6 separate regions of the Homo sapiens genome follow, and regions 1, 2, 3, 4 and 6 are each linked to region 5. Evidence: chromatin loops called from intact Hi-C (ENCODE). Cell type or tissue: mammary epithelial cell. All regions are shown on one strand. Region 1 holds the start of TRE-TTC2-1 (tRNA-Glu (anticodon TTC) 2-1). Region 2 overlaps NUFIP1 (nuclear FMR1 interacting protein 1). Region 3 overlaps LOC105370187 (a long non-coding RNA gene). Region 4 overlaps LOC105370185 (a long non-coding RNA gene). Region 5 overlaps TSC22D1 (TSC22 domain family member 1). Region 6 has its middle 9.4 kb from the start of LINC00330.

Region 1 (5,000 bases), 430 kb before region 5:
CCCAGGCTAGAGTGCAGTGGCACGATCTTGGCTCACTGCAACCTCCGCCTCCCCGGTTCAAGCAATTAACCTGCCTCAGACTCCCAAGTAGCTTGGATTACAGGCACCTGCCACTGTGCCCGGATAAATTTTGTGTTTTTAGTAGAGACGGCGTTTCACCATGTTGGCCAGGCTGGTCTTGAACTGCTGATCTCATGTGATCCACCCGCCTTGGCCTCCCAAAGTGTTGGGATTACAGGCGTGAGCCACCACACCCGGCCCTGTGCCCCTTTTCGTTCCCCTCCCCACACTCCAATCTTGGAGGACCCCAGAGCCTCGAAAGGCAGAAGGCCAAAGAAAGAAAGAAGTGGCTCATTCCTGGTGTGATATTTAACCAGCACATTGCTATTTTTTGACCAGCACACTGGCTTTTCAAGGAAAAAGCCCTGCCTTGTAGCATTTACCTATTTCCATGGGGTAAATACTCCCAGTGTGGCCATCTCAGGCTACCAATATGATGTCACTGAACACAGAGTTAGGAAGAGAAGCCCACCATGGGCTCCTGTGAGGCAGTAAGAGCCTGCTCCAGCAAACCACCACTTCGAGCTGGAAATCATGCCCAAGTTGGGCTGGGGCAAACTATTTGAGAATGAGGACTGAGCTGTTAAACAGTGTATTGCGCTGGATTGTGTTTTATTACTTAAAGTGGCCACAGGGCTCCCAGCACTTTGGGAGGCCAAAGTGGGCCTCCTGAGCCCAGGAGTTCGATACCAGCCTTGGCAACATGGTGGAGCCCTGTCTCTACAAAAAAGACAAGAATTAGCTGGGCTTGGTGGTGAGTGCCACCAGCAGTCCCAGCTACTTGGGAGGCTGAGATGGGAGGATCACTTGAGCCTGGGAAGTCAAGGCTGCAGTAAGACGAGATCAAGCCACTGCACTCCAGCCTGGGTCACTGAGTGAGACCCTGTCTCAAAATAAACAATAAAAATAAAGTGACCATAGGGCTTTCTGCTACTGCTTGAGTTTTCATCCACTGGTAAAGAGAAAAATGGAACAAATTTCAGTTTAGTGATCGTGAGAAACCAAGAGTAAATTCACATTTTGGTTACATCCTAAGGATGGTGCCCGTCCAATGGATGGGTTACTGTGAGAAATTAGATCTTGAAAACCTGTAAGATGTCTTTTTTAAAAAGAATTATCATCAAAGGGAAATATAAAACTGAAAAGTATTTATGAAATCTGAGCCCTCAAATTGAGAACCACAGATGTCAGGTATTCCGTAGTTGAGGGCGTTTGTTTTGGAGAGTTTTCTTTGGTGTTCCAAAGCAAATATCCTCAAAAGGAAAGCAGTTGTCTGATTAAGAAACTCTGTACTCTGTTCAAAGATAGTACAGGAAGAACCAACTAAAATGTGGGTAAGACCTACCTCATAGGTACACTATGAGGATTAAATAAACACATTTGAATGTGTCTGATACACAGAGTAGGTTTGCTGTCAATGCTTCTGGTTTTTTTCAGAGCCACATTCCCATTTTTTTTTCTTTTCTCTTTTTTTTAGACAGAGTCTTACTCTGTCACCCAGGCTGGAGTACAGTGGCATGATCTCAGCTCACTACAACCTCCACTTCCCCGGTTCAAGCGATTCTCCCTGCCTCGGCCTCCCAAGTAGCTGAGATTACAGGCGTGCGCCACCACGCCCGGCTAATTTTTGCATTTTTAATAGAGACGGGGGTTTCTCCACATTGGCCAGGCTGGCCTCGAACTCCTGACCTCAGATGTGAGCCACTCTCCTCAGCCTCCCAAAGTGTTGGGATTACAGGCGTGAGCCACCGCGCCCGGCCCATATTCACTTTTAATTATGTTGGGTTGCGTTCATTCCCTGTTGGGGAGCTTCTTCGTGGTAATGAGTGCGAGGCAGAACAATTTCTATTTCCAGTCTATTCTCGCCCCTCCTCTGTTGAGGATGAATGTCACAGATGAACCTTAGCCTGAGAGGGAGAAGGAGGACCTTCTAAGTCCCTGCGGCAGTTGGGGGTGTGAGGAGTGATCTTAGCTTTTAAGTGGGCTTCAAAGTGTCCTCTGCTAGTTGAACTGTTCGAAACTTCCACAATTTGTCCCCAGACTTCCATTAACACAGTTTCTGCTAGTAAACACAACTTATGTGTAGCTTAAGCCACTGAGGACACCAGAGCCACAGCTCCTCTCCGCCGGCTATCCCCAATGGCTGACTCTTTGCATTTCCCTAATTCAAACAGTAGACTGCTAAGGCATCAACCGCTCCCTTGAAATGCTTCAAATCGAGGAGGGCCTTGGAAACCACACGGAGTTTCCATCTATCATGAACGCCTGCAGTAAGAGACTTTCTCCACTTTTCTAAGCTACATTTACAGACCGCCACTCTGGCTGCTTTCGGTGACACAAATCCTGCCTTCAGCCGCTGAGTCATCAGAACCTGGAATGTTCCAGGCTTCCGGGCAGTTCTCATTCCTGTTTTTTCAGAGGAAAAGATCCACTTTCAGGGACGGGGTGGTGCCTGTGGCCAGCCTGGACCAGCGCTGAGGGGAGGGACAGATTCGGGCAAGGCACTGCGCGTCTGTGGCACACACCCTGTCGGCGGACACCGGCCAGTGCAGCGTGGCCTCCACTGCGCGGTGTTATGACGCCCCGTGGTCCTCACTTCTTCACCAGCCTCTAACATTCAAACCCCAGTTCTTTTGGACTTTGCAGGAGTTTTGTGAGGAATTGTGAACAATGACTCATCCAATCTAGTGTCTACATTGGTGTCGACATGGTACCTAGCACCAGGAGACTGGATGAGATCACGAAAGACGCGAGAGTAGATTGAAGAAAGATTCAAGGGCCCCTGCAAGGAGAGAAACAGTAGAATGCGAACCTGAACGGTTTAAACCGCTGCAGACTCCGCGCAGGCGCAGGAGCAGGTTTGACGCCTACGGATGAACGCGATGGAGTGGGCGGAAGCCGACCGAGAAGACTCAATTTGTCTAGGCTTGGAGTCGCTATTGCCGTCTCCCACATGGTCTAGCGGTTAGGATTCCTGGTTTTCACCCAGGCGGCCCGGGTTCGACTCCCGGTGTGGGAACGCCGAAATTTTAGACTGGCGTTCAGTCGATTTAGATTCTTCCTAACTCGGAAAAGGCATGTTTTTAACCAAAACTGTAATTCCATTTCAAAGCACGAGGGACACATCGGGGCTGAAGGGAACCAAGGAGCTACCCCTGGGGCGGGTGTGAGGTTCAAGTGTGCTCAGACCCTAGCCACCTGCGGCAGGCGGCGGAAGGGACGTATCTGGCAACAGCTTGAAGTCAGTTTTTGAAGTGAGAGATTAGGTCAGAGGTGAAGGAAAGCGGGGGAACCAAGCGGTCGCATGCCGAAATACACCCGCTGGTTTTTCTCCAGTATTTTCTCCTTGTACTGTGAAGATGAGCAAATGACCAAAAGAGTGCTCTTTTTTGAAAGAAAAAGGAAAGATGCAATTTTAGAACATTATAGGGTTTTTTTGTTGTTGTTAGGAGGATGCTGGGAGAGGGAGGGAGGCATTGCAGGGCTTTTAAGTTACCTAAAGTCATTCTAGGACAACAAGATTTCTAGAAAATACATATATTAAAGGCAGGGTAGTTCAATGTACAATTTGTTGTGTTTGTGATGCAGAGAGTTAACTAAACCAGTTTGGAAGGCGGGGAAGAAAATTAGGTTATAACAAATACTGAGGCTCCAGCCGATGGCAAAACAAAACAAAACAAAACGAAACCAAAACATTTTACTCTTGATATATTTATTTGACACATTGTTTTAAAAAAACTTTAAGAATTTGTGATATGCTAGATTAGAATTAGAAGTCTTAGTATTGACTTGTGACAGTTTCCAATTGTTATGCAAATAAATGCATCCCTTTGTTATTAGATGAGATTATCTAAAATGAAGACTATATTTAAAGACTAAAATAAAGACTATAATTTTTTTTGTTTGTTTTTTGAGACGGAGTCTAGTTATGTCGCACGGGCTGCAGTGCAGTGGCGCGATCTCGGCTCACTGCAAGCTCCGCCTCCCGGGTTCACGCCATTCTCCTGCCTCAGCCTCCCGAGTAGCTGGGACTACAGGCGCCCGCCACCACGCCCGGCTCATTTCTTGTATTTTTTAGTAGAGACGGGGTTTCACCGTGTTAGCCAGGATGGTCTCGATCTCCTGACCTCGTGATCCCCCTGCCTTGGCCTCCCAAAGTGCTGGGATTACAGGCATGATCTCGCTCTTGTCCCCCAGGCTGGAGTGCAATGGCACGATCTCGGCTCACTGCAACCTCTGCCTCCCGGATTCCGGCGAGTCTGCTGCCTCAGCCTCCCGAGTAGCTGGGGTTACAGGGGCCCACCACCATGCCCAGCTAATCTTGTATTTTTAATAGAGATGGGGTTTCCCCATGTTGGTCAGGCTGGTCTAGAACTCCTGACCTCAGGTGATCCACCCACCTCGGCTTCCCAAAGTGCTGGGATTACAGGCGTGAGCCACCGCACCGGGCCTATTTTTATTTTTTGATTATTATTTTAGATTATTTTACTCTCAGATGATATTATTATCCCTGTATCAATCGCGGCCCTGTAGGAAACTCGTGATATATTCTTAGCAGAGTGCTTAATCAAGGATTATTTAAGTTTTTCTTAGGGTTTAGGGAAACAAGAAGGGGTAATGCAGCTCTCACAGCTCCTGAGCCTAAGGGGCAAGGCCAGGGAGGATAGCTGATGCCGGGGGCTGCCAGGCAGAAGCTGTGTAGTTTTTGTTTGTTTTAAACTTGTTTTTAGGCCAGGGGCAGTGGCTCATGGCTATAATCCCAACACTTTGTGAGGCCGAGGTGGGAGTATCACTCGAGCAGGAATTGGAGACCAAGACCAGCCTGCACAGCGTAAGGAGACACCGTCTCAAAAATAAAAAAATAAAAAAAAAAAAAAAATTTGCCAGGCAGTGGTGCGTGCCTGTAGTCCTAGCTGCTCAAGAGGCTGAGGTGGGAGGAT
Region 2 (5,000 bases), 490 kb before region 5:
TAAATGATTAAAGGAAAAAATTTCCACTGGCTAGAGAAACTTTGGAAACATTAATATTTGAAGATGAAAACTAGCATAGGCAGCATGTATTTATTTAAAGTTCCTGATAGAAGACTAGTTTGATTTTCTAATGTTAGCAAGAAATCTCAGCAACCTTTGAATATATGTTAACAGACATTTTGCTTATCTTTGCATAACTTCTTGACAATAGTTTAGTTTGAAAATTAGAGGTAAACATTCAGTATTTGAAAGGACAAAGATTTTGCTATATGTGGCTGAGTTCACCAAAACAAACACTAGTAACTTCTTGCCTTTAAGGTTCTCACTGTAGTGTGAAATGAATAAATACACATGAGGTGGCCATAAGACTACAAGTAACTGAAGCATTAATTTTAGCTATGTAGGGATAATCCTGACTGGTCAAGGGATATTTGAGTTTTTGGAGGGGAGGGCCGTCTATTTGTTTTTCAAGACTTCCTATAAGAGGCCTCCCTCCCCCAGTTTATCTTAATGTATATTGTACATATAGTGAAATTCACCCTTTTTAGTGGATAGTTCTGACAAATATATACTGTCATATAAATACCACCAGAATCAAGATATAGAACAGTGTTTCTTCACCTGGAAAAATTGCCTTATGCCCTGATGGCAGCCTCCCCTCCACCCACTGGCAACCACTGATTTATTTTTTGTTCTTATATTCATACTTTTGCAGCAACATCATATAAATGGAATCATACAGTATGTGGCCTTTTTAGTCTGACTCACTTATTTTTAGTCTGCATTTGAAAGTTATCCATGTTGTTGCATGTAGCAGTTGTTTGTTTTTTATTGCCGAGTATTACTCTTTTCCATAGTATGGATGTATATCAGTTTGTTTATCCGTTCTCAGTTGAGTGTTGTTTCCAGTATTTAGCCTTTATATAAAGTCTTCATAAACATTCACGTATAGGTTTTTGTTTTGAATATAGGGTTTTATTTGACTTGGATAAATATCCAGGAGTGAGATTGGTTGGTCATGTGGTAAGCATATGTTTAACTTTATGAGAAACTGCCAAACTGTGTAGGAGGATAGTTTTAAATCAAGATAAGCCTATTTGAGCATGGAAAGTATTCAGATAAAAGGAGATGGTAGGGTGCAGTGGTGCTTGCATTAGCTAGTCATGCTCTAGGAAATGGAATGGCAACCTTACTACCATGGCTTAGTGCAAAGAGGTGTCATTTTCCCAAGGTTAAAAAAAAAATAAATCCAGGGCTGCTGTTGCTGCATGACAGTACCATGGACGTAGGCTGTCTCTTGTTGCACCGGAGTAGGCGGCTCTCCTCTTGCCTGTCACCAGAATGTTCTTGCATATGCAAATATTAAGCCACAGAATAGGCAGAAAGAAGAGAAAAAGACAAAAGGTACACGTAGCCTAGTTTCCCCCCTTTTCACTGGGAAAACAGTAGCTTTGTTTTTATTTCCAACCAGGAGATAATTTATATAGATCTCATTGGCTAGAAGTGGGCTGCTTGACCACCTTCAGTGGCAGTGGAGTTGATGGGATGCCTGAAACAAAATTGTTAAGGAATGGGGGAGAATAGTCAGTGTTTGCTTTAGTTCTTGGTGGCACAGTGGAATTTCAAAACTATAAGTGAATTTTGGAAGCGGCTCTGTCCTTCTGAATAAAGGATTGGTTTGAGCAAGCATTTAATAGGCTTGCTGGTGGCTCTTTTTATGTAGGACAGGTGGGGGCTGAGGGGATAGAGTCTAGCTCTGGTTTCCAGAGGTATGCTATGACAGCAGGCAGAAGTGCCTTGGAAGAGGAATGGGCAAAATCTGTTGAGGGAATAAGTGAGGTTATAGGTTTGTGAAATTTAGAGGTGTTTAAAGAGAATGAGGAAATGGGGTGAAGATGGCAATTTTGGATGAAGTTTATTTATACCTGTGATGTTGCTTTGTTTAGTAAGTGCTCTGAAAATTCTTTGGGCACTGGGTGAGTTCATCTGAGGTTCTTCCATAGTTTGTTTCTCAGGTTCTTGCTCTTTAATATATTCTGAAGAGTTCATATATATTTTTTCTGTATGTATATTTTATTAGAGGATATGGGAAATACTGCTTTTCTTTTGGTATGTTTGATAGATTTCTCAAAAATGCATAAATACTATCCCCACTAGCAATTTTTTAAAAACCTATTATGGGCCGGGCGTGGTGGCTCACACCTGTAATCCCAGCCCTTTGGGAGGCCAAGGCAGGCAGATCACTTGGGGTCAGGAGTTTGAGACCAGCCTGGCCAACATGGCGAAACCCTATCTCTACTAAAAATAAAAAAAATTAGCTGGGCATCGTGGCACGCACCTGTAATCCCAGATACTTGGGAGGCTGAGGCAGGAGAATTGCTTGAACCCAGAAGGCAGAGACTGCAGTGAGCCAAGGTCGTGCCACTGTACTCCAGCCTGGGCAACAGAGTGAGACTGTCTCAATAAAAAAACAACAAACAAAAAAACCCTGTTACAAAAATATACTTACTTTCTACATTCCTGTCATTCTCAATTTTTAAAAAATATTACTTGAACTCCTAAAAAGAGTAAGTTCCACATTGGTGTGGCAGAATAGTCCTTATTTCATGAATTTGATCTTTGTGTGAGAGCTACATTCTTTCCGATGAAGCCACTATATTCTTTGACATGCAGGAAAAATAAGGTCTTTATGTAGTTGCTCTGTTAGGAAAAGCTTGTGAAAGATTTCACAGAGTAAGAATTTTAAAGCTTAAAGAAAACTGAAGGTTTGCTTGGCATATGGCTTCCTTATCTTTGACAAAAGTACATCTTTGTCCTTACTTCTACATCTCTGTATTTTTCAGGTTAGTCAGACTCAGGGGTACCGAGTGTATTTAATTTAATAACTTTTAAGGCTTTCCATTAATAGCCTTTCCCCTACCTCCCCAAAAAAGCCACCAAAAAAAGTTATTCTTTCTTAATTCCTGTCCTATGTAGTACCAATGCTGTATGATTTGGCTTTAGGGAAAATGAGTGGTAGAGGTTTGTTTCCAAAACCTTGCTTTTATTATAGAAACAGTGGAACATTTTTCACAGCAGACTGGGAGTCCACTAGGTGGAGTAGTTTTACAATTTATTTCAACGCTTACTGTGGCTCTGAGGAAATCCTTTTGTTTCCCTGGTTCATGCAGAATTCCAACACAGGAGATCTGCTCTAAAGAATGCTGTATCTTTTTGATGTTCAGAAAGAAAAGTACAATAGTGTAGCTTGTGTGGAAGCAGTTGTGGTTTAATGAGAGTGGGAAGAGTAACTATGTTTTATAGAACAGGCAGAGGGGAAAAGCCAATAAATGGGTCGTGATTTGAGCATAAGGAAAAAATTGGAGAGAATAATGTGACCAGAATGGTCTGTGCTAAGATAATGGTTAGGACGGTTTGCCCATGTGTTGGCTCTGTAGTGCTTAAAGATTGTCACTGGAGGCATAAGGTATAGGCAATGAGGAAGGTGAAGAAGAGGTAAAAAATGAAAGAAGAGAGGAAGGAAAAGAGCATAGTTTCAGGACCATTTCCTCTTAGTGAACTGAGGAAAGATAGAAGTACAGGGAGAAAATGATTTTAGTAGATAAAAATATAGAAAAACCAACTGTGAAAATTTCCCTTGTCACGGTCTTTATAACTTCATATTATCCATTCTCTAACAGGAGATATTGGACTAAGCTTTACATGTATGTAACTGCAATGTAAGACATAATTTATGTTTTTTCAATAGTCTTTGGATTTGTTATTTCTTGTACTTTAGGAACCTGAACTCCTTCATCAGAACTCCTTTTTTTTCGTTATTCATTTATCTCAGCTTCATGTTGGTGGAGTGGGGCTTCCTACTGTTGTTTATGTGTGTAATTAGGTCTTGTGTTTCTGATTTTTCTTTTTTGCGATAATGTGCTTTTTAGCAACCATTTTTCTCTCTAGTTTTAAATATCTGGATTCTGTGTAAATAAGAATGTAATAAATTTTGGAAGAGGATTTTATTGATTTCAGCACCAAGAAAAATAAAATCTTACAACTTTTTAAAACTCTAATCTTACTTTTAGGAACATGATACTTAATTTTAGGAAGACAAGTTTCCTTACCTTTAGGAACATGATATTTAATTTTAGGAAGTTAAGTTTCTTTACCTTTAGGAACATGATACTGCAGTCTGCCTGAAAGAGAAAATTAGCTGTTTTAAAAGGCTTCCATCAAAGGAGTTTCTACACATCACATCTTTGATGTTTCACTTAGGGAACTCTTTCTTATATCTTACCTAAAATCCACTTGCTATAACAAGTTTAAATTCTTTACCAATGAAAAGCAGTTACCTAGCATCTGCTCTCTGGTACGTAGTACACTGTAGTGCCAAATTTTATCATGTAACATATAGCCCAACATGGTAAGAGTCTGCAATACTCTGCAAAAATGTTGAAGAAACTTAAGTAATAAGTAAATTTGAGAATTGTGGAGGGTGTTGAGTAGCTGTGAGTTACATGTCTCGCCACTGTGAGGCCTGTAAAAATCATTACTGTTTTTCTCATTTCTACTTCTGCATATTCTCTTCAGTTTGAGAACAACTGGACCATCCTCTCTGTAAAACTATTTTTATTGTCGCTTCTCATCTTCTTTTAAAGGTTGCAAATAGTTCCTTTCATCTTTCTTTGGAGGTTTTATTTTTCATCCTATTAATCATCTTTGAGTCTCTTCTGAATCCCTTCCAAGTCTTTTTTTTTTTTTTTTCTTCTCAGTGTTCCTTTAGTTTAGAAGTACAGAACTGGACACAGTGCCCTGAGATTATCTGACTGCTTTTGAGTATCCTGGAGGAAGATTTCACACTCGTACAAGTGCCAGAGTCTACTTCTTATAACCTTAGATTATGTTTGCTTTCGAAAAATGTAGTCATGTATTGCTGACTGTCAGATTTTTATCTCCTATGACCTTGATCTTTTCCTTTTATGTTTATTTATAGTTTGTACATTAATCATCTTTTT
Region 3 (5,000 bases), 400 kb before region 5:
ATACCAGATGAGGTCCCTGGAGTGGGCATGAAAGGCTGAGCAGGAATTGCACTTTAGCTGATCGTGAAGGAAAGAGAGTATTTGTGGGTATGGCAGGTGGTCCCAGGATCGCAGTGAAATGTCTCTTCTGCTGCCTCCATCTCCTGGCAAAGCTCCCTGTCCTATGTCGTGTGCTAGGGAGAAGCGTCCTCCTTTCAGAGGCCTCTGGGGGAAAGTGAAATTTAATTGTAGTTCTTTGAAACATTTCTGGGATTAGATAAAAGATGGGGAAAAGATCATTTCAGCACCCTCAAGGGTTTCTAGTCATGCAAGGGGTAAAGTCTTGAATATGCTTTTAATGGAAACTGTCCCTTTTTAAGAGAAGTCTACCTGAATGGGCTGTTTAATTGAGAGGCTATGGCTGGAAGCAGTCATTGCTGCCCTGTTTAAGGATTCAAAGACTGTCTTCATGGTAGGCAGAGGTATATCTTTGCAGCCAATGTTTCCTTTGGGAAACGGCTTCTTTCTGCCTGTGGACTCACACTGTGGCTTGTCTGCAAACACTGCTGTGGTTCTTGTGGAGCTGTGTATATTAGGTCCAACTTCGCTGTTTGCTGGAAGGAGGAGCAGAGACCCCAAGCGCATAGGAAGAGCAGGCTGGCATCACCTTGGCCTCGTGCTGGAGAAGGGACCACACAGACTTGGTCTGGGCTCAGCAAATCTCAACTCTTTAAGATGGAATAACCTAGAGTTTAAGACATATCAAAAGTGTAAACATAGTTGCTGACCCGGGTAGTTTTATGGAGGGAGGTATTCCTTCGAGAGAATTCATCTAGCTATACCTTATGATTTGTGCAATTTTCTATATGAATGTTATGTATCAATAAAACATTTGAAAATGAAAAGGCAAGGAGCTGTCCATTCTTTGGGTAATTTGGGAGATAGAGCTACATCCCCATTCCCTCGCCCCCCACACTGCATGGGTATAGCCTCCCCTGATACAGCTCCTGGGCATGGGGTGGAACACTTCCACCGAAGGGTATGGACTTGCACATTGTCATCTCTGGGAAGTTCTGAGACTGGAAAGAGGAGCTTGCTAAGCAGGCCTTTTATGGGGTGAGAGGAAATTCTCCCTCTCTCTAAACCTCATGGCCCTGGGCCCTGGGAAATTTTGGTAATACGAATTGGTGGCTTTGACTTGGGTAGAAAAGGATCTTGTAGATGAATGCTCATTAATCCTTTAAAAAATGGATGCTTATTTGATAAACATAAAATATAAACATTCCATTTAAGTGGAAGGAGTGGTCTGAACCAATAACCAGAGACTGGAAGACTGAGGTGTGCCGGGAACTGAGTGTAGGCTGGCTTAGCTGCATTGAAGCTTGGTGTGGACTCTTGGAGCTACATCTCTAGAAAGGGCATGTTGCTGTGCTCTCCCGTTCCCATTCTCAGCCCCGTTGTATTGTAATCATCTATTTGTCAGTATCTTCCTCTAGACACTAAGTTTGCAGAGGGCAGGCACTAAGGCTTTGTGTTGTCTTAATTTTATTTTTAAAATCAGATGGGGTTTCACCATATTGCCCAGGCTGGTCTTGAACTCCTGAGCTCAAGCGATCCTCCCATCTCAGCCTCCCAAAGGGCTGGGATTAGAGGCATGAGCCACTGTGCCCGGTTGACACTCAGTCTTTGACTTTCAGCACAGCTCTTGGGCTTAGGAAGTGCTCAGTGAGTGTCTGTTAAACAAATGCCTGCCTCTTTATGTGCACCTATCTCGGGACGTGTGTTCCCTTCTAAGCAATTTTCCCCTAGAGGCTCAGCTCCCTATCCCCAAGCCCAGTGTGAGGCCTGGCACAAATTCAGAGCTGTGTAGACACCTGGCGGGGGTGGGGGGGGGGGCAATAAGGTCCTTAACTAACTGAAAGCAAGAAAAAAAAGCTACGATTCTTTTTTCTCTCTCTTTCTTTCTTTCTTTTTCTTCCTCTTTTTTTTTTTTTTAGACAGAGTCTCACTCTGTCACTCAGGCTCAAGTGCAGTGGCACGATCTCGGCTCACTGCAACCTCTGCCTCCCAGGTTCAAGAGATTTTCCTGCCTTAGCCTCCTGAGTAGCTGAGATTACAGGTGCAAGCCACCATGCCTGGCTAATTTTTGTATTTTTAGTAGAGACAGGGTTTCACTATGTTGGCCAGGCTGGTCTTGAACTCCTGGGCTCAAGTGATCCACCTGCATCAGCCTCCCAAAGTGCTGGGATTGCTGTGGGCGTGAGCCACTGTGTCCGGCCTTGATTGTTAAGTACTCAAAAAGCAAAGTAGCATGGATCCTCTTTGTGTCAAGGAATAGGGTATGTCTGCTTATGAAAAGTTAAGCACTCGGGACTATTTTCATAAAAGTATGAAGTCATTCACAAGCATCACCTTGAGGATGAAACACTGAGTCTGACAGTGGGGCAAAGAATACCAGATTCTCTTTTAGGATGAATTCATTTCCCTTCTTCCAGAACTGACCCACTCCTGATGGGGCCTGAACAAAGATGGAAAAATGTGATGCTAATTTTACTACCCAATTTTATTTCTGTTTCAGCCCATTTTCCTGTTGCCAAGTTTCCTATTTGCCCACAAGGGGGGAGAAGTTGATGATATATTTAAAGGTTTAGAATCCTTTCGGTGTATCACACCATCCTAATTTTCCCCTGAGAAACCTGATGCTCCCGGAGGTACACAGAGTTTGGCGGCATAATAATCACAACAACTTCTATTTGTGGAGGATTTATGGGGAGCTGGAGCTGGACAATGGGCTGGCTAAACATTACATTCAATGATGTCATTTGATAGCACAACTTCCCATTTTACAGAGGAAGACACTGAGGCTCAAGCAAGTTTAGGAATCTTGCAGAAGGTCACGAAGCCAGTAGGTGGCAGACCTGGTACTTGAACATGGGCTGACTGCAGACTTGTGACACCTCTTTTCTAACTGCCTTCCTGGAGGAGAGAGGGTTGGATTATGATTCTGCTGGGTTCCAAAGTGGTGGAGGATGTGGATTATGAACCAGAGCGTAGAACATTTTCAGAAGACCACAAAGGCCTGTGAAGTCCCATTTACTGCTCAGACTTAGTACGTGCTTGGTGTCACTTGGGTCTCTGGGAGAGTCTGGCTTTTTCACATTATACTGGCTGCCACCAAGACACAGGTCTAGATGTCCCAGTGCAGAGTTGCAAACAGTTGCTATAGTCCTGTTCTTCTAATGCTTCCCAGGATGGTGCTTCAGATCCTCTTGCCCTCACCTGCCTCTTGTCTCAGCTGCTGTGGCACATGGGCTCCAGTTGACATCACACAGGTACAACAGTGCCTTGCCTATGTGCACACTGGTCACCTCCCGGCTCAGGGCAGAGACCTGCCTGGTGCCCATACATGTGCAAGCTGGAAGTGTTGGGGAGTTAATGCCCTCTGGGGTGAATCTTTGCCCAGTGAAGGCAAGAGATGATGGTCAATTCTTCCCTTCCCTGCATTCCCATGGACAGACTTTAGATGCCATTCACATGATTTCTCTGTGAGAAGCACCTGGGGTTTAATGAGTGTTAAATATATTTTGAATGAGTGCCCACAGATGTAGCCATCATTGGCACCTGGTGGCAGGCAGCTCAGTAACTGGCCCTCCTGAGTTGGTTCTCTTTCCTTCTCTGCTTCCTTCCCTTTCTCCCTTGGCCCTGCTCCCTGGGATTATACTCCCTAACAAAATAGGGACGTCTGAAGAATCCTATATTCATTCATGGTCTTCTGAGATAGCCAGCACACCTGGCATCAACAGGTGCTTTGAGTGAAGAGTGAGACACACTGAGATGGATGGAAAGTCTGTGACCTGGGCTGGGAGGCAAATTGCAGAGTGTCACCTCCATCATATTTCAAATAAGTTTCCGTTTAATTTCCACAGATCCATTTTCTTCTCCCCACTTACAATTCACCTTTTAGTGGCTTCCCTACGTGACTAAGACATGTGAGAAAACGGTACTTAAATACTAAAGGTTAGTCCAGCCCACTCGGTCTCTTTTTCAGGCACTTTCTTCTGCTGTAGGGAAGAGAGGTATGTGACATTAGTCTTTATGCTCACTTGACTGATACCTGATTGAGCAGCACTGTCCCAGGGTGGACCCCACTGCAGCTGTTCTCTGTGCAGGAAGTTCACACTCACAGCATTTGAGGAAGACAGGAGAAAGCTGCATTGGCACTGCTGACCTCCTGAGACCCAGGGGAAAGAAAGGGGAGATCCCTGCGCAAAGAGCAGAGTTAGGGGTTACAGTTTCTTACCACCTCGAGTGGGGTGGGTGCTTATGGACCGAAGAGGAGGGGTCTGATAGCATTCCAGCAGCCAGTTGAGCCCTGGAAACACTGAGTCCTTTTTTTACCCAGTCAGTGGGGTGTATTAGTCCGTTTTCATGCTGCTGATAAAGACATGCCGGAGACTGGGCAGTTTACAAAGGAAAGAGGTTTAATGGAGAATCCACAGTTCCACGTGGCTGGGGAAACCTCACAATCATGGTGGAAGGCAAGAAGGAGCAAGACACACCTTACGTGGATGGTGGCAGGCAAAGAGAGAGCTTGTGCAGGGAGACTCCCGTTTTTCAAAACCATCAGATCTTGTAAGACTTATTCACGATCACGAGAACAGCATGGGAAAGACCCTCCCCCATGATTCAGTTACCTCCCACCGGGTCCCTCCCGCAACACATGGGAATTCAAGATGAAATTTGGGTGGGGACACAGCCAAACCATATCAGGAAGGAACGGTACTTTTCCAGCAGTGTGTATACTGTTGCTACTCTGAGGGACTTCTATAAGATCCTCTCAAAAAACAGGGTTTATTTAATTTATTTTTTATTTATGATTTATTTATTTTTTTGAGACGAAGTCTCACTCTGTTGCCCAGGCTGGAGGGCAGTGATGCGATCTCGGCTCACTGCAAGCTCCGCCTCCTGGGTTCACGCCATTCTCTGGGACTACTCCCGTCACCACGCCCGGCTAATTTTTT
Region 4 (5,000 bases), 230 kb before region 5:
AAATTTTAAACTCAGGCTGGGCACAGTGGTTAATGCCTGTAATCCCAGCACTTTGGGAGGCCGAGGCAGGCAGAACAAGAGGTCAGGAGTTCGAGACCAGTCTGGCCAACGTAGTGAAACACCGTGTCTACTAAAAATACAAAAATTAGCCGAGTGTGGTGGCACACACCTGTAGTCCCACCTACTCAGGAGGCTGAGGCAGGAGAATCGTTTGAACCCAGCAGACGGAGATTGCAGTGAGCTGAGACCGCACCATTGCACTCCAGCCTGGATGAGAGAGCAAGACTCCGTCTCAAAAAAATTTAAGAACTCATTTATAAAGGTATATTTATACATTTTTGCCTAGTAAAATATTACCTCCCTCCTCCTTTTTTAAAGTTAAAGATAATCTCTGGAATGGCTGGGACTAGGATATAAGATTTTAATAGTTTCATTTCCTGCTATTTGTTAAGTTAATTGAAAATATAACAGGCATAGATATGATCTACTATTCAATGGAATAAAGAGTGTAAAATACCAGGTACTAAACGAACAACTGCTATCTTGTCCCTTGCCCAACCCTGTGGGAAAGGAGATTAGCTGGCAGTCGCCCAAATTATAACTGATCGTTTCTTGGGTTCCAGGAACATGGTTGGGATGTGAAGAGCTCCTTTAACATGGCACAGAGTCTGGTGACTGGAAGGTCTAGAAGTATATCAGAGGAAAGGAAAAATTAATGGATAATGACCAGATTTTACATCCACCTAATGGCTTGGAATGTTCCAGTGCCAAGAGAAGGCCTTCTTGTCGCATGTGATTTCATAATAATTAGGGCCAGCTGTGTCTGTGCGAATCAGGTCAAGCCAGATGCCAAACCCTAACTCAAACACTTACAGGAAGATCCTCATTGCCAGGAGCCTCAAACGTCCTGCAGAAAATCAAAAAAAGGTAAGTTATTCGATCTGTTCCCAGTCTGCCAAAATATTTTTTCTCCTGGGTACTGCTAACCTCTATGGTCTTCGCTTGTGCTTCATATCCGAAGATAATTCTACCGATATTACATTGTGTGTACATGGAAGAATGTTTTTTAAAAGCTTCATTAACAACTTTTCCATTCTGCTGGGATTTGTTCTTGGATCACTGCCCTTACCATGGGCCAAACCAACTCACCCATAATTCAGATATTTGTTGGCTAATAAAGATGAACTGTGCCAGCCTGTCTCTGAATTGGAGAGGAAACGGGGAACTGGGTGATGGGGAAGGAGGGAGATTTTTACTATATGCTCTGTTATAACTTTTAAATTTCAGTGAAACCATGTGCAAGAGTTTCCTATTGCAAAAAGTAAGTACTGTTTACTTTTTTTTTGTTTGTTTGTTTTTGCCTTTGCTGCAGAAATTGTAGTTGACGTGAATTACACTCCAGAGAATTGGAGGCTTCTTTTTCTCCAGGTCATTTCAATCATGTTTTTTGTTGTTGTTGAATTGTAAACTTCATGGAGCATTTTAAATGGCAGGTCCTGTCCAGGCACGGTGGCTCATGCTTGTAATCCCAGCACTTTGGGAGGCCGAGGCGGGTGGATCACCTGAGGTCATAAGTTCTAGAGCAGCCTGGCCAACTTGGTGAAATCCTGTCTACTAAAAATACAAAACTTAGCTGGGCGTGGTGGCACATGCCTATAGTTCCAGCCACTCGGGAGGATGAGGCAGGAGAATAGCTTGAACAAGGGAGGCAGAGGCTGCAGTGAGCAAGATCACTCTACTACACTCCAGCCTGGGTGACAGAGGGAGACTATCTCAAAAATAAATAAATAAATAAATAAATAAATAAATAAATAAATGGCAGCTCCTTTCATCTCTTGTTGCTTTGAATTCTACTTCAGGACTGCTTTTTTTTTCTTTTTTTTCTTTTTTTTCTTTTTTTTTTTTTGAGATGTAGTCTCGCACTCTCCCCCAGGCTGGAGTGCAGTGGCGCGATCTCGGCTCACTGCAACCTCTGCCTCCCAAGTTCACGCCATTCTCCTGCCTCAGCCTCCCGAGTAGCTGGGACTACAGGCACCCACCACCATGCCCGGCTAATTCAGAACTGCTTTTTTAAAGCTACAGCTTGAAGAGACTCCCATTAAAGCCATACAGCCTTCAGCTTCAGTAGCATTAAAGTAACCCAGATCTAGAGTGGTGCTGGCGGTGTACATGGGCCCAGGGCTCCCTGTTTCACTTAGGCTGGCCTGCTCTTTCCCCTGGCCTCTGTTTCCAGTAGTCACTTTGTTGCAGCTGAAAAGGAGATGGAACAAGAGCCACAGCCCTCACTGCTATTTGCGATGGTGACTAACTTGGGGCTAAATGTTGAATTCACTGCATTCCAGAAGTTGACTCACTTCCATCCAAAACCCTCGGGCTGGGGTTGGAATTCAGCTCAGGCTCTCCAAGGGGCTGCTCTGTGAGCTGTGGTCTAGGATAACCTTGTCTGGGTCAGCCCAGGCTTGTTCTTCATCTTGGGGTCCAGGTTCCAGCTTGCTCTGGAGCAAATTGATAGAAATGGTTTAGATGTCCTGAGATATGAAAGAGAATCCAGAGAGGAAGGTTCTGAGTGGATCTGAGACTCATCTGGGTTACTTGATCAGTAATAGCTCCAACAAAGTTGCCTCCTCCATCTGTCCTGGGACTGACCTTGTCAAAGCTACAGCAGAAAACAGGCTGTCTTCAGAAGTTCAGGGAGCTCACATTTAATTTGAATCCCTGCTTTGGTTATCATCAACCACACTTCTGGATTCTCTCAATTCTTGTAGCAAAAATATTTTTCTTAAAGGCATTTTAGCCCTTTTACTGAATAATTCAACAAAGTGCAATGGAACTCATACCGTCAACTCCTACGTTTCTCCTGTTTGGGGGAAACTTACATAGTTGACCTTTGAACAACACAGGGGTTAGGGGCCCCAACCCCATGTGAAGTTGAAAATAACTTTTGAGTCCCCCAAAACCTTACTAACAGCCTACTGTTGCCTGGAAGCCTTATGTGTAACAAAAAGTCAATTAACACATATTTTATATGTTATATGTATTATATACTGTTTTTTTTTTTTTTTTTTGAGACAGAGTTTTGCTCTGTTGCCCAGGCTGGAGTGCAATGGTGTGATCTTGGGTCACCGCAACCTCTGCTTCCCAGATTCAAGCGATTCTCCTACCTCAGCCTCCCAAGTAGCTGGGATTACAGGCATGTGCCACCAAGCCCGGCTAATCTTGTATTTTTAGTAGAGATGGGCTTTCTCCATGTTGGTCAGGCTGGTCTCGAACTCCCGACCTCAGGTGATCCGCCTGCCTTGGCCTCCCAAAGTGCTGGGATTATAGGTGTGAGCCACCGTGCCCAGCCTGTGTACCGTATTCTTACAACAAAGCAAGCTAGGGAAAAGAAAATGCTTTTAAGAAAATTATAAGGAAAAGAAAATATATTTACTCTTCTTCTTCTTTTTTTTTTTGAGACAGGGCCTTTTTCTGTCACCCAGGCTGGAGTGCAGTGGCGCAATCTCAGCTCACTGCAACCTTTCCCTCCCAGATTCAAGCTATTCTCGTGCCTCAGCCTCCTATGTAGCTGGGATTACAGGCGACAGCCACCAACGCCTAATTTTTGTATTTTTTAGTAGAGACAGGGTTTCTCCATGTTGCCCAGGCTGGTCTCGAACTCCTGGGTTCAAAGCAATCCACTTGCCTTGGCCTCCCAAAGTGCTGGGATTACAGGCGTGAGCCACTATACCCAGCCTATTTACTCTTCATTAAGTGGTAGTGGATCATCATAAAGGTCTTCATCCTCATCGTCTTCACATTAAGGAGGTAGAGGAGGAGGAAGAAGAGGGATTAGTCTTGCTGTCTCAGGGATGGCAGAGGTGAAAGAAAATCTGGGTATAAGTAGACTCACAAAGTTCACACCCATGTTGTTCAAGGGTCAACTGTCTCTAAAATAAAGTGTCTGTACCTAGTGGATACGCAAGACAATCTTTTGGAGCACAGTAAGAAAACATTTAAACTTAGATTTATTTTGATTTAAAATATGACAGAAGTTGGCCAGGCACAGTGGCTCATGCCTGTGTGCATGAGCACTTTGGGAAGCCAAGGTGGGTGATCACCTGAGGTTGGGAGTTCGAGACCAGCCTGGGCAACATGGTGAAACCCATGTCTACTAAAAATACAAAAAATTAGCTGGGCGTGGTGGCAGGCACCTGTAATCTCAGCTACTTGGGAGGCTGAGGCAGGAGAATTGCTTGAACCCGGGAAGCAGGGGTTGCAGTGAGCCGAGATCATGCCATTGCACTCCAGCCTGGGCCAAAAAGCAAAACTCTGTCTCAAAAAAATAAATAAATAAATGAAATAAATACGACAGAAGTTAAGCTTTACTAATAGTTAATCAATGGATTGGCACTGGTCTCCTCTCTCAGCCCACATGTCAGAAGGTTGAGTGTTCTGGATGATGGAGAAAGAAGCCTGAGGGCATCCCATGATTTGGCTGGAATAATAGCATCACTCTAATTTGATTGTTTTTAGTGTATTGGGACACAGTGCATTTGTGTATGGCAGGTTACATAGATTTATAGCTTTCATAATTTAGTTTTAATAAAGCTAAACTTGAAAAAATAGGTCAGTGACATGAAAATATTTTTTTCTAATGGAATCAGAGAGTAAAGCTAAGAACAAAGTTCTTACTTAGCCAGCATAAGTAAAACCACAAGAATATGGCACAGCAGACACCGCCTTTATTTGTCACATGAGGTAAAAATAAGGACAATCTAGTTCAGTCACATGGTCTCAACTAAAAATATTAGTGAGGGCAGAGTTATGGCTATTTTATTTTTATCTTATCCTTTTGAAAGTTCTATTTTTGTAAATATTTTTAACATACATAATATGTTAAAATGGCTTTATATGTACATAACTTTATAAAGAGATAAACATTTCATGAACTAGTGTTCTCAAACTTTTTTATTACTGGTGGCATGTGCAATCAAAACAGTACAGAGACCACTGCGAAAGAG
Region 5 (5,000 bases):
CAATTCCTTCTGACTACTTCATAGCATATTTTAGAAATCTGCATTTCTTTTTCATTCTAAGTGTCTTAAGTTTCTATTAAGATTTATTTTTTGATCCACATATTATTTAAAGTGTTTTGAAATTATCCAGTGTGGGTGCTTTTATGCTTTGTCATTTTGTTAGTGAATTACACATTAATTAATTGCATAGTGTTCAGCAAACGTGGTTGTATGAACTGATTCTTTTAAATGTATTTGGTCTTGCTGTATGGTTTAGCACATCAACAGTTTATATAGATTGTCCATGTATGCCTGTAATTCTTTAATTTTGAGGCTGAGGATTCTCTATGTGTCCATTCAGTCAAGTTTTTAAATTGCTTTAATTAGATCTTTAGTATCTTAACTAATTTTATCTGCTAGACCTAACAGTAATATAGAGATTATTTGATACTTCCTTAGAGTTCTAGCAAATTTTTCTTTGTCTGTTTATCTATATTCAGTGCATGTAAGTTTAGAATTCTTATATCTTCCTGGTGCATTGAAGCCTGTTATGTCACGATTCTCTTTAACCCTAATGATGCATTTTGCTTAGATTTATTTTGTCTTATTTAACAAGGTTATTCCACCTTTCTTTGGTTAATATTGCCAGTGGTATCTTTTTCTACTTCCACTTTTCATCTTTTAGCATTTGCATGCCCTTATATTTTAGTGTGTTTCTTGTAAATATCATATAGTGGATTGTTTTTTTGTGGGGGTGACATTTAAAATCTTTGGTGAGTCTTGTCTGTTTATATTTATTGTGATTATGGATCTGAATTTCTTTATTCCATCCCTGTTCTTCTGTTTGTCCTGCTTTTTCTATGCTTTGCCCTCCATTCTTGCCTTATTTTTTTAGATTAAGATTTTTGCTTTGGATTATTTACATTTTCTTTTTCGCCTTTTCTGGTTGGGGAGCTATGTATTAATGTTCCTTTAGTTTATACTTTTGTCTAATCCATCTAACAAAATCTAAAATTATTCCATATTTAAAAACCCATCCCCCTTGAAAAAATACAGAAGCCTTACAACAGTTTAACACTAATTACCCTAACCTTCCCCTACTACCTACAATTTATTTGATACTCTTATCCATAATTTTAACTTTAAATAATTCTACAAATTTGACAGTATTTTATATAGGTAATGTTTGTTTAGATTGGCCCACAGGTTTACCAGTTTCTTTGCCTACTGTTCTTTCTTGTAACTCAGACCTTTCTAATGGAGTATTTTTCTTCTTCCTAAATAATATTTTTTGTGAATTCCTTTAGTGAATGTCAAATGGTGGTAAACTTTTATGCTTATCTGAAAAATGCCTTTATTTTATTCTAGTTCTACAAATATCTGAGTACCCATTTCCAGGTTATTCTAGGCATCTGTTCTCTCTGAACTAGTAGGACATTTTTGAAATGTCTTTCTAATTAGAAAGGTAATCTAGAGGTCTAATATTTGTTATGTATGGGATTAATTTAAAAATCTTACTAAAAACACTTTTAATAACCTTGTACAAAGTTTGTGTTATACTGAAAGAATTGCTATACAATTAAAGACTGAAATATGACTAAAAGAACTTTCCATATATATATCTTGGTGATTGCTTTTAGATTCATAGCTGGAGTCACTATTTATAGGGCCTATTGCTTATGGCTTTGAGTTTCATTTACTTATACTAAGCACTCATTTTTCAGAAAACTTGTACTTTATTAGTTCTTGGTGATGGGGGGCAGCATGCATTCTATTCTTTAAAACTCTTATTTTCTAACTATTGTCTTGATTGGAGTCAGCTTAAGTGGATATGTACTATTATTGCTGCCTGCTCCTTATTGCTTCTATAATATGGTAAAAGAAAGAGGATGGACTCCAATATTTATTGACTCTTTATGTACTACTCATCTTACATACTCTACATATCTATTCTTTTTCAGTTCTCACTACATATAATCCCACTTTACTTTCATTTTGTAAATGAGGAAATCGAATTTGAAAGTTAAGTGACTTCCTGAGTTATAGTATACAAGTGTTGGGACTAGGAGTCAAAACACAGATGCTCATGTATTTTCTACAATTCCAGTGTTATCAGTTAAAATATCTTCTGGTAATCAGTCCTTTATATGCAGCCCAGTAAGCAGAAGGGATACCCACCTGTGTGGCTTGAGGTTCGATGTGGGAAAGAGCCCATCAGCTAATGATACTGCTGTACTATTATTCTGTGGTGCTGCATATGTACTATTATTCTGTGGTGTGGCCTATACTTAGATTTACTTCTAGGGTTTGCGTTGGGCCATAAATTGTTAAATATGTTTATCATGAATATTAGTTGTACCTTTAACAATTTCCATCATTTCCTGCCTTCTCCAACCGCATCTCCCATTCTAGACTAACATGATAATAATACACAGCTATGCATTTTTCCGCTTCCAGACTAATTAAAGTAACGTATGTTTCTGTGCTCACATTCAGAGACATTATTTACCTCTGAATTGAGAAGCACTATTATTTATAAAGTATATAGGATGGGCTAGTATGGGAAGGGAGGAAGGACTGTGTTCCCTTGCTTGTCAACAAGAAATTAGTATATTCTTCATAGCCTTAAAGGGTTTTACAGTAAGAAATGGAAATCTTGTTACTGTAGAGACTAGAGATTTTTGAGGGATTTTTTTTAGCATTCCCATAGTTGAACTGTAGGCATAATTTCAAACTCTTAGGCTACTCAAACCTCAAAACGTTCAGATACTATTTGTTTTGAGGGTTTTTTAAAACCTGTTCCTACTTTTTTCAGTTTCAAACTTTGTGATAGTATGTATGTCTGTTTTATTTGTTAGCAAATTTTGTAGCTTTTTAATCTATGTTTAAGTAATGCTTTTAAAAAGGGCCAAGATTCGTGTATAAGATACCTATGTGTTCAGCTTAAGCAAAATTAGGTTAGAAATGAAATTATATGAATCAAATTGTACCTAATTTAAGAGCCCTGGTTGCATTCATAAAAATAATCTAGAAGGCTAAATGGACCATTTTTTAATGAAAAGGATACGTTGTATTAGCGCCATCTACTGTTAGGTCAGAATAATTACTTCTTGGTGTACGTTTGGATTTTTCCCAATGGCATATTCCAAGTCCAGCATCTTTCTGCATGTCCTTTAACTTAATTGACCAGTCTGTAGAATGTGGGCGTTTTAAGCTATTCAAATAATATCCTGTCTATGTTCAGGGTCAGCCAATTTTTGTAGATCTTGTTTCATAATTCTTTTTTTTTTTTTTTTTGAGACGGAGTCTCGCTCTGTCGCCCAGGCTGGAGTGCAGTGGCGCGATCTCCGCTCACTGCAAGCTCCGCCTCCCGGGTTCACGCCATTCTCCTGCCTCAGCCTATTGCTGGGACTACAGGCGCCTGCTACCACGCCCGGCTAATTTTTTTATTTATTTTTTGTATTTGTAGTAGAGACGGCGTTTCACTGTGTTAGCCAGGATGGTCTCGATCTCCTGACCTCATGATCCGTCTGCCTCGGCCTCCCAACATGCTGGGATTACAGGCTTGAGCCACCGCACCCGGCCCATAATTCTTGTTAAAGTAGCAATGGCAAATTTCCTACAATTTTCTTGATAGTTCATGATTTTAAAATAAAGCTAGCTGATTGTGCTAGCTTTCTACAAAGCATCCTTGTTTTAAAATTTGCTAATTGATAATTGTTATAAAGACTGGGATATTAAAATTGAACATCCAATTTGTAGCTGAAAGACTGTCTAGAGAAAGCTGTATCTCAATATGTTGCTTGTTAATTCACTGAATGTCTAACTCTGCATCGTACATTATTAAGTGTATTCGTAATTTAGGGGAAAACCTATATCTAAATAATGTAGTTACTTTTTTAAAATTTCTTAATGTAAAGAATATTACAAAAATAGCTTTATATAATGTACTGATTAGGAATATAAGCTTTAAAGTTAGATTCTCTGAGTTTAAATACCGGCTTTAGCACTTGTTGCATTTATGATCTTGGGATAATTGTGAAGCATAAATATCTTTCTAAAGCACTTGGAATAACATCTGGCATATTAGTAAGCACTCAATAAATGTTAGTTGCTATCATTAATATTTTAATCAATGTTTACATATCCAAAGTAAACATAATGTTTCAATAACTATATTTTTATCTTAGTAACTAATAACTTTTTTGGTAATGAAACCTATAATATTTGACATAAAATATGTAACTTAAGAATATAAATGTTCAAAATGTTTACTGTTTGTTTCTGCATATCATTTAGAGTAAAGGGTAGTATGGTAGAGCAGAAACAACAAAGTTGAGTCTTCAGTCTCAGCTCTGTCAGTTACTAGCAGTGTAACTTGAGGTTATTTAACCTCTCTACTGAGTTTTTTGTTTTGTTTTGTTTTGAGATGGAGTCTCACTCTGTTGCCCAGGCTGGAGTGCAGTGGCGTGATCTCGGCTCACTGCAGCCCCTGCCTCCCAGGTTCAAGCGATCCTCTGGCCTCAGCTTCCTGAGGTACTGGGATTACAGGTGTGTGCCACCATGCCTGGCTAATTTTTTTTTGTATTTTTAGTAGAGATGGGGTTTTGCCATGTGGGCCAGACTGGTCTCGAACTCCTGACCTCAGGTGATCCACTTGCCTCAGCCTCCCGAAGTGCCTGGATTACAGGCGTGAGCCACTGCACCTGGCTAACCTCTCTAAAGCTCAATCTCTTCACCTGAAAATGAGTTGTTTTGAGGATTAAATTATATAATGTATGTATAAAGTCATTCTTGGCACTTAGTAGACTAACAGCATAGATGTCAATTCTTTTATAACATACTGCAAATTTACTAACATGCACGTGTTTCCATAATTTTGCTTTATATTACTTATATGAAAATAAAAATATATTAAGCACCCTTTATATTTGAAAAGCTGATGGAGTTTGAGAAGGAACAAAGAAATTGTGACATCTTAAGAAGTATAATTGAGGATGGAATAGAAACGTGAAGAGTTT
Region 6 (5,000 bases), 330 kb before region 5:
ATCTCAAGATCCTTCATTTAGGCTGGGCACAGTGCCTCACATCTCTAATGCCAGCACTTTGGGAGGCCAAGGCAGGTGGATCACCTGAGGTCAGGAGTTCGAGACCAGCCTGGCCAACATGGCGAAACTCCATCTCTACTAAAAATACAAAAATTAGCCAGGTGTGGTGGTGGTACCTGTAATCCCAGCTACTCAGGAGGCTGAGGCAGGAGAATCGCTTAAACCCAGGAGACGGAGGTTGCAATGAGCTGAGACTGTGCCACTGCACTTTAGCCTGGGTGACAGAGCAAGACTCTGTCTCAAAAAAAAACCCCCAAAAAACAAAAAACAAACAAGAAAAAAGATTCTTCATTTAGTAGCATCTGCAAAATCTTTTGGCCATATAAGGTAAAATCACAAGCTTTGGGGATCAGGATGTGGATATCTTTTGGAAGCTGTTATTCAGCCCACCATGATTATACAAATGTTCACAGCAATTTAATGGATCTTATTGTCATCCTCCAATGCTATGATTGTTACATTCTCCTCCAGGACCTCCTCCTTCCCAAAGTGCAATGCCATGATTGTTAACATTCTCCTCCAAAAACCCCAAGCACAGTCAGATTGCGGGATTGGACTATTCACTACTTAATGAATCGTCTAATCCTACAATGAATAGTCCAATCCTACAATATGACTATGCTGTTGCTTGCCTGATTGCTCCCAGATCTGTCCTGCCTTTTCCCCGCAAATTAATTTCCAGTCCAAGGCTCTCTTGCCAACCAGCTCACAGCTGCGTTTGGCCAGTGCGCTGGTGAGAGATTGGAGGGTAGTGGAAGAAGCCAGGATACACCCTCTGCCCCAAGTCAGGCAGTGTCTCTTAGTGGCTGTGCTCTCCTTTATGGTTCCAACTCTTGCCAGACAGACTCCTTCCATGGACCCAGATCTTACTGGGCAGCATCCACAGAAGATCCAGCTCCCCCAGGGAAGCCCCAGCTTTTAAGGCTCTGGCCCTATGGGTGGTAACAGCTCCCCGTTGGTGATAAGCCCAAGGTGGCTTCACCATCCCCTCATTAACTTTTCAGCTTTCCCAACACCTTTGTAACTAATTCCTCTTATGAAATTATTTCAATTGGTCTTGAGCTCTATAGGCTCTGACTGAACCCCAACTGATATACTGGCTTTCAGGGGTTTTTATAACATTACACCTAACTATTTGTTCAACTTTATCTCCCAGATTCCTTTATTCTAGCTAACCCAAACCACATTATTATTATTATTATTTTTGTTTTTAAATATACTTTTCTGCTTCAGGAAAGGTATGCTCAAGCCACTCCATCCACGTGAAATGCCCCTCCTCCATTCTTGGCTTTGCTTGTCAAAATACTTCGGGTTTTTGGAGGATCACTTCAAAATCATCCTCTTCCTACAATGCCCTCTTGATTACCATGTCTGGAATTATTTTCTTTTGCAGACGCAGTGCTTTATAGTAATGAGCTGTTGGAATGTATACAAAGCCTCATCACACAACTGCCTTGCATTGGAGAGATTTGTTTAGGTCGTAAGTTCCCACAGTTTGAGTCTGTGCAGTATACTCTATGCGTGCTCAATACATAGACCATTTAATCAAATAAATGTTGGAATTCCAATCATGAGCATGACTCTTAACTATCATTCTCTGTTAGATAAAAGAAGGTAATCAGTTTTCATTTTATCCTTACGAATTATGTTTACTAGAGGCTAGAAAAACAAATCTAATGTTTTAAAATTACAAAATCACTCTCCAGTCTTTCCATTCTAGTTAATTGAAATTGAGTATCAATTTCCCAACCTAAAAATTCATATCTGTGTTTCACAGTACATACATAGCTTAAAAGCGCAATCAAATGTAAGGTATCTCTGTCATTATTGTCACTAGTAGAGGGGTTGGCATCAACTATTTTCTTTGTTCATCAGCAGTTACTCCAGTAAATTTGCAGGCTGACAAAGTCATGTGCTCTTCACCTTGTGTGATAAGCTGCAGAGTTGACCAAGTAAGCATGTGTTTGATGAATTTTTTCCATTTATGTGAATGGGGGAAATGACTCATAGCAAAGAAACCTGACCTCATCACAGACGTAAGACTGTCTAGATTGACTAGGCTACCTAAGCCAGCCCAGGATAGTGCAGACAGGGAGCATAATGATCCAGGTGAGTATCTTACCTATCAAGCGTCCAAGAGCAGGTCAAACATGGGGTCCATTCTTCTCTTCATGCTTGGCTGCTCAGGCTCAATTTTAGGTATCCCTTAGTGACAATGACCCACACGGATCAAGAGGCAAACAGACTCAGGCCTATCCCCCTTCCTCCCTAGCCAGCATCACTGGCCAGAATCCCAAAGGCCTGGCCCATGCTGTCAACATGGCCTAACAGCAGGGCTACGAGCTGCGAGGAGCTTCCTGGAGACATTTGAAAATCTGTGGTGCCGTTCCCAACAGCCTTATTCAAACAGAAGGCAGCAACTCTGACCTGGAAAAGAGGTGCAACCTCTAAGAACAGGCTGTCTACAACCTTCCTGAAGACCAGCACTTTCGGAGGAGGTGGCTGTTTGCTAGCCTACCCAAACCTACCCTCCTGAGAAATATGACTTCCCAAGATGCAGAGCATTTGAATTGATAGGTGGGCCTGCATTCATTAATGCTTTTGCTTGTGGGTCTGTTTTTGAGTAGCAGCCTCTCCAGGTCAGGAATTCATCTTTATGGTTGCTAGCAATTGTTTGGGGACAGGATATGGAGTGAGAAGGAGGGTCTGGGGACTGCAGCTTGCGCTTGACTTCCCTCTTTAAATGGCAGCATCCATGACCATTTCCTGTTCTCTCTTCATGTGGCCACAGGATGGCAATGTTTAGGAACGTTACTGTTACCTCCCAGGGGCTGTTTAGATCCTAGATTAGAGCTCAGCAACGCACAGATTAGAGCTCAGCAACGCACACGAGCAACTGGAGATTTGTGTAGGACCAAGAGCTTTTAAATCAGGAGGAAGAGGAGGAAAGGAAGGGTCATTTATTATGAGATTTTTAGAAATCCAAATAAAAATATCGCAAAGCGTACGCTGAAGGGTACTTAAGTAAACGCTGCGTTTACTTAAGGCTGAATCCTGCGTGAAGCCACACTGCCGGGGGTACCTACTGTCCCTCCTGATGCATCTCATGCTGAATTCTGACCATTACAAGTGATTTTTCTCCCCCTGCTGGGAAGCACTTCCACAATTTTGTCACATAATTAGCTGAGCACCTACCATGCTGTAATACCTCGATCTGAATCAGTAGGTTTCCCTAGGTTGGAAGTTCCCTGGGACAGGACCCATGCTTTCTTTATCTGTTTCCTCAATCCTGAAGATGGATTATAAACAACCTGGGCTCACTGCATGTTAAATAAGTAACTCATGGGCTGAAATAGTATCAGAGTTTAGGGACAAAAATTCCTATAGACTAATTTGTCAAAGAATGAGCCCTAAAGGTAACATTTGGCCTGAATTTTGAAGAGGATGCAAAGGAGAGGGGGCTGGGAAGGAGTGGCGCAGATAGCCCCCTCTCCACTCACTTCACTCAGCCCTGAGCATGGGGAAGAAGACATTCTGAGTTTGGAGGAGCGGAGGCAAAGCGGTGCGGAAATCGGAAAGCCGTGTTCAGGGCTGCTTGTGACATGGAGGAAAAAACATGGGATTATGGTAAATATAACTGGGAGAGCAGATCCAGGCATTTAATTTGAGGAGTTTTAAATGATGTTAATGAGGCCTTTTTGCTTGATTCTTTCCATTTTTCCTTCCAGTGATTGCCCAGATTTGCGATTGACACAATGAGGAAGCAGCTGTTTGCTTAAATAACCCAGGAAACTGCTAGAAAGGAATGGGAAACGGTGATCCACAGACCTCAAGCTCCGGAGAGGCAGGAATAGGCACCCTGACCTGCTCTGACTCACAAGGCTCCAGGCAATGGCCCCAGGGGAGAGTCCTGGGTAGTGGCCCCAGGAGGTGGCATTGGATGGTGGCTACGGGTGGTGGCCTCAAGTGATAGATCCCAGATAGTGACCCTCAGGGTGTGGCACCGGATGGTGACCCTGGGTGGCTGGCCCTGCTTCCCTGTCCCTGTGACTCAAACAGAGGCTATTTTCAGCTCCACTACCCCCTCCCCACTTCATGATCTCAGGGTGCCCAGAGGAGGCTGCACAGTTTTGTGACTTCAGAACGTGGCAGGCAGAGGAACTGGAGCTTTCCTGCCAGCAGGAGTTGGATAGATCAGACAGGGCCCCTGGAGAGGTTGCTGATGAGTATGGATGAGTCAAAAAGCCAATGGCACCCTGGGAAGGTGTTGGGCATGGCTTGTACCTCTCACACACAAATTTAAAAAGTTGGTTTGCAGCATAGACATCCCTTAGTGTAGTGCAAGTTCAGCAAATTACTGGGGAGCTAGATGCCTGTTTTATTCCAGTTAATCAGATTATATGAACTGATGAAGTAGGATTTGTTAATAACATTCGCTTACAAGTGGTGGAGAGCTTTATTAATAAGTCATTAGGTTGGCAACTTTAAATACCTGGCATTCAAAAGCAATTCCAAATGCTTTTGTATTGCAAACTTCTGGACTCTAAGAAAATAGCTAACACCTGGTGTGTTGCATTCCTGCAATGCTCAAAGACATTATAGAAAAAAAAAAACCACTTGTGTCCCAAGCTTTCACAAAGTAAGCTATTGCTCTGCTCTGAAAGCTGTTCTTTATTTTGTTCATGGTTTCCCCCAACCTTCCTTCAGAAGAGTTGCAGCCCTGACGGGCTCTTGGTGAAGAGATGCATCATCAACAGACGAGGCTTCTCTGGGCAGTAGATGGATACAGGTGGTCTGTTCTTCCCATTTTGAAGACAGAAAAGCTGGGACACATCATAATTTGTTTGCTTAATATGCCCCCTCACATAGAGAGGAAAGAAATTAAGGAAACGAGAGAGTAGGAATTGGAATCCAGATGCCTCAACTCCCAGACTTCCCCA

Evidence for each region. Peaks named below come from ENCODE experiments on the same cell type or tissue, not always from the same donor. Only the 100,000 strongest peaks of a DNase experiment are listed, where the experiment ranks them.
Region 1: it touches region 5 in a loop (4-fold over the local background); 14 of 110 quality-filtered maps call a loop at or near these places.
Region 2: a loop joins it to region 5, with 15 times the contacts of the local background. A loop is called at or near these places in 104 of 110 quality-filtered maps.
Region 3: a loop joins it to region 5, with 13 times the contacts of the local background. A loop is called at or near these places in 54 of 110 quality-filtered maps.
Region 4: it touches region 5 in a loop (3-fold over the local background); 6 of 110 quality-filtered maps call a loop at or near these places.
Region 6: it touches region 5 in a loop (22-fold over the local background); 12 of 110 quality-filtered maps call a loop at or near these places.

The regions. Positions count from the first base shown.
Region 1 is chr13:44,916,006-44,921,005 of GRCh38, reverse strand. It overlaps TRE-TTC2-1 (tRNA-Glu (anticodon TTC) 2-1), which reads left to right and starts at 3,008; the gene lies at 3,008-3,079. The region is part of intron 1 of LOC107984619 (a long non-coding RNA gene); the gene reads left to right. RefSeq lists an enhancer at 2,173-2,502. In mammary epithelial cell, CTCF peaks have their summits at 2,594 and 3,301; a DNase peak (open chromatin) is centred at 2,835; H3K4me3 peaks cover 1,484 bases; H3K27ac peaks cover 1,181 bases.
Region 2 is chr13:44,968,156-44,973,155 of GRCh38, reverse strand. The region is part of intron 5 of NUFIP1 (nuclear FMR1 interacting protein 1); the gene reads left to right. Among named protein-coding and RNA genes, the nearest start is that of NUFIP1, 19 kb to the left of the region's middle. RefSeq lists a silencer at 1-22. In mammary epithelial cell, a CTCF peak has its summit at 3,103 (motif pointing right); no DNase peak of the experiment used is centred here.
Region 3 is chr13:44,877,527-44,882,526 of GRCh38, reverse strand. All of the region lies in intron 3 of LOC105370187 (a long non-coding RNA gene), which reads left to right. Among named protein-coding and RNA genes, the nearest start is that of TRE-TTC2-1, 38 kb to the left of the region's middle. In mammary epithelial cell, a CTCF peak has its summit at 2,878 (motif pointing right); no DNase peak of the experiment used is centred here.
Region 4 is chr13:44,711,622-44,716,621 of GRCh38, reverse strand. LOC105370185 (a long non-coding RNA gene) reads left to right here. Exons shown (of 3, transcript XR_941929.4): 2 at 624-927. Among named protein-coding and RNA genes, the nearest start is that of LINC00407, 74 kb to the right of the region's middle. RefSeq lists enhancers at 1,624-2,149, 2,150-2,675. In mammary epithelial cell, no CTCF peak of the experiment used is centred here; a DNase peak (open chromatin) is centred at 2,361; H3K27ac peaks cover 3,512 bases.
Region 5 is chr13:44,481,944-44,486,943 of GRCh38, reverse strand. All of the region lies in intron 1 of TSC22D1 (TSC22 domain family member 1), which reads left to right. Among named protein-coding and RNA genes, the nearest start is that of TUSC8, 78 kb to the right of the region's middle. In mammary epithelial cell, a CTCF peak has its summit at 3,066 (motif pointing left); a DNase peak (open chromatin) is centred at 3,113; H3K4me3 peaks cover 318 bases; H3K27ac peaks cover 375 bases.
Region 6 is chr13:44,816,486-44,821,485 of GRCh38, reverse strand. No RefSeq gene overlaps it. Among named protein-coding and RNA genes, the nearest start is that of LINC00330, 9.4 kb to the right of the region's middle. In mammary epithelial cell, CTCF peaks have their summits at 2,859 (motif pointing right) and 4,252; a DNase peak (open chromatin) is centred at 2,065.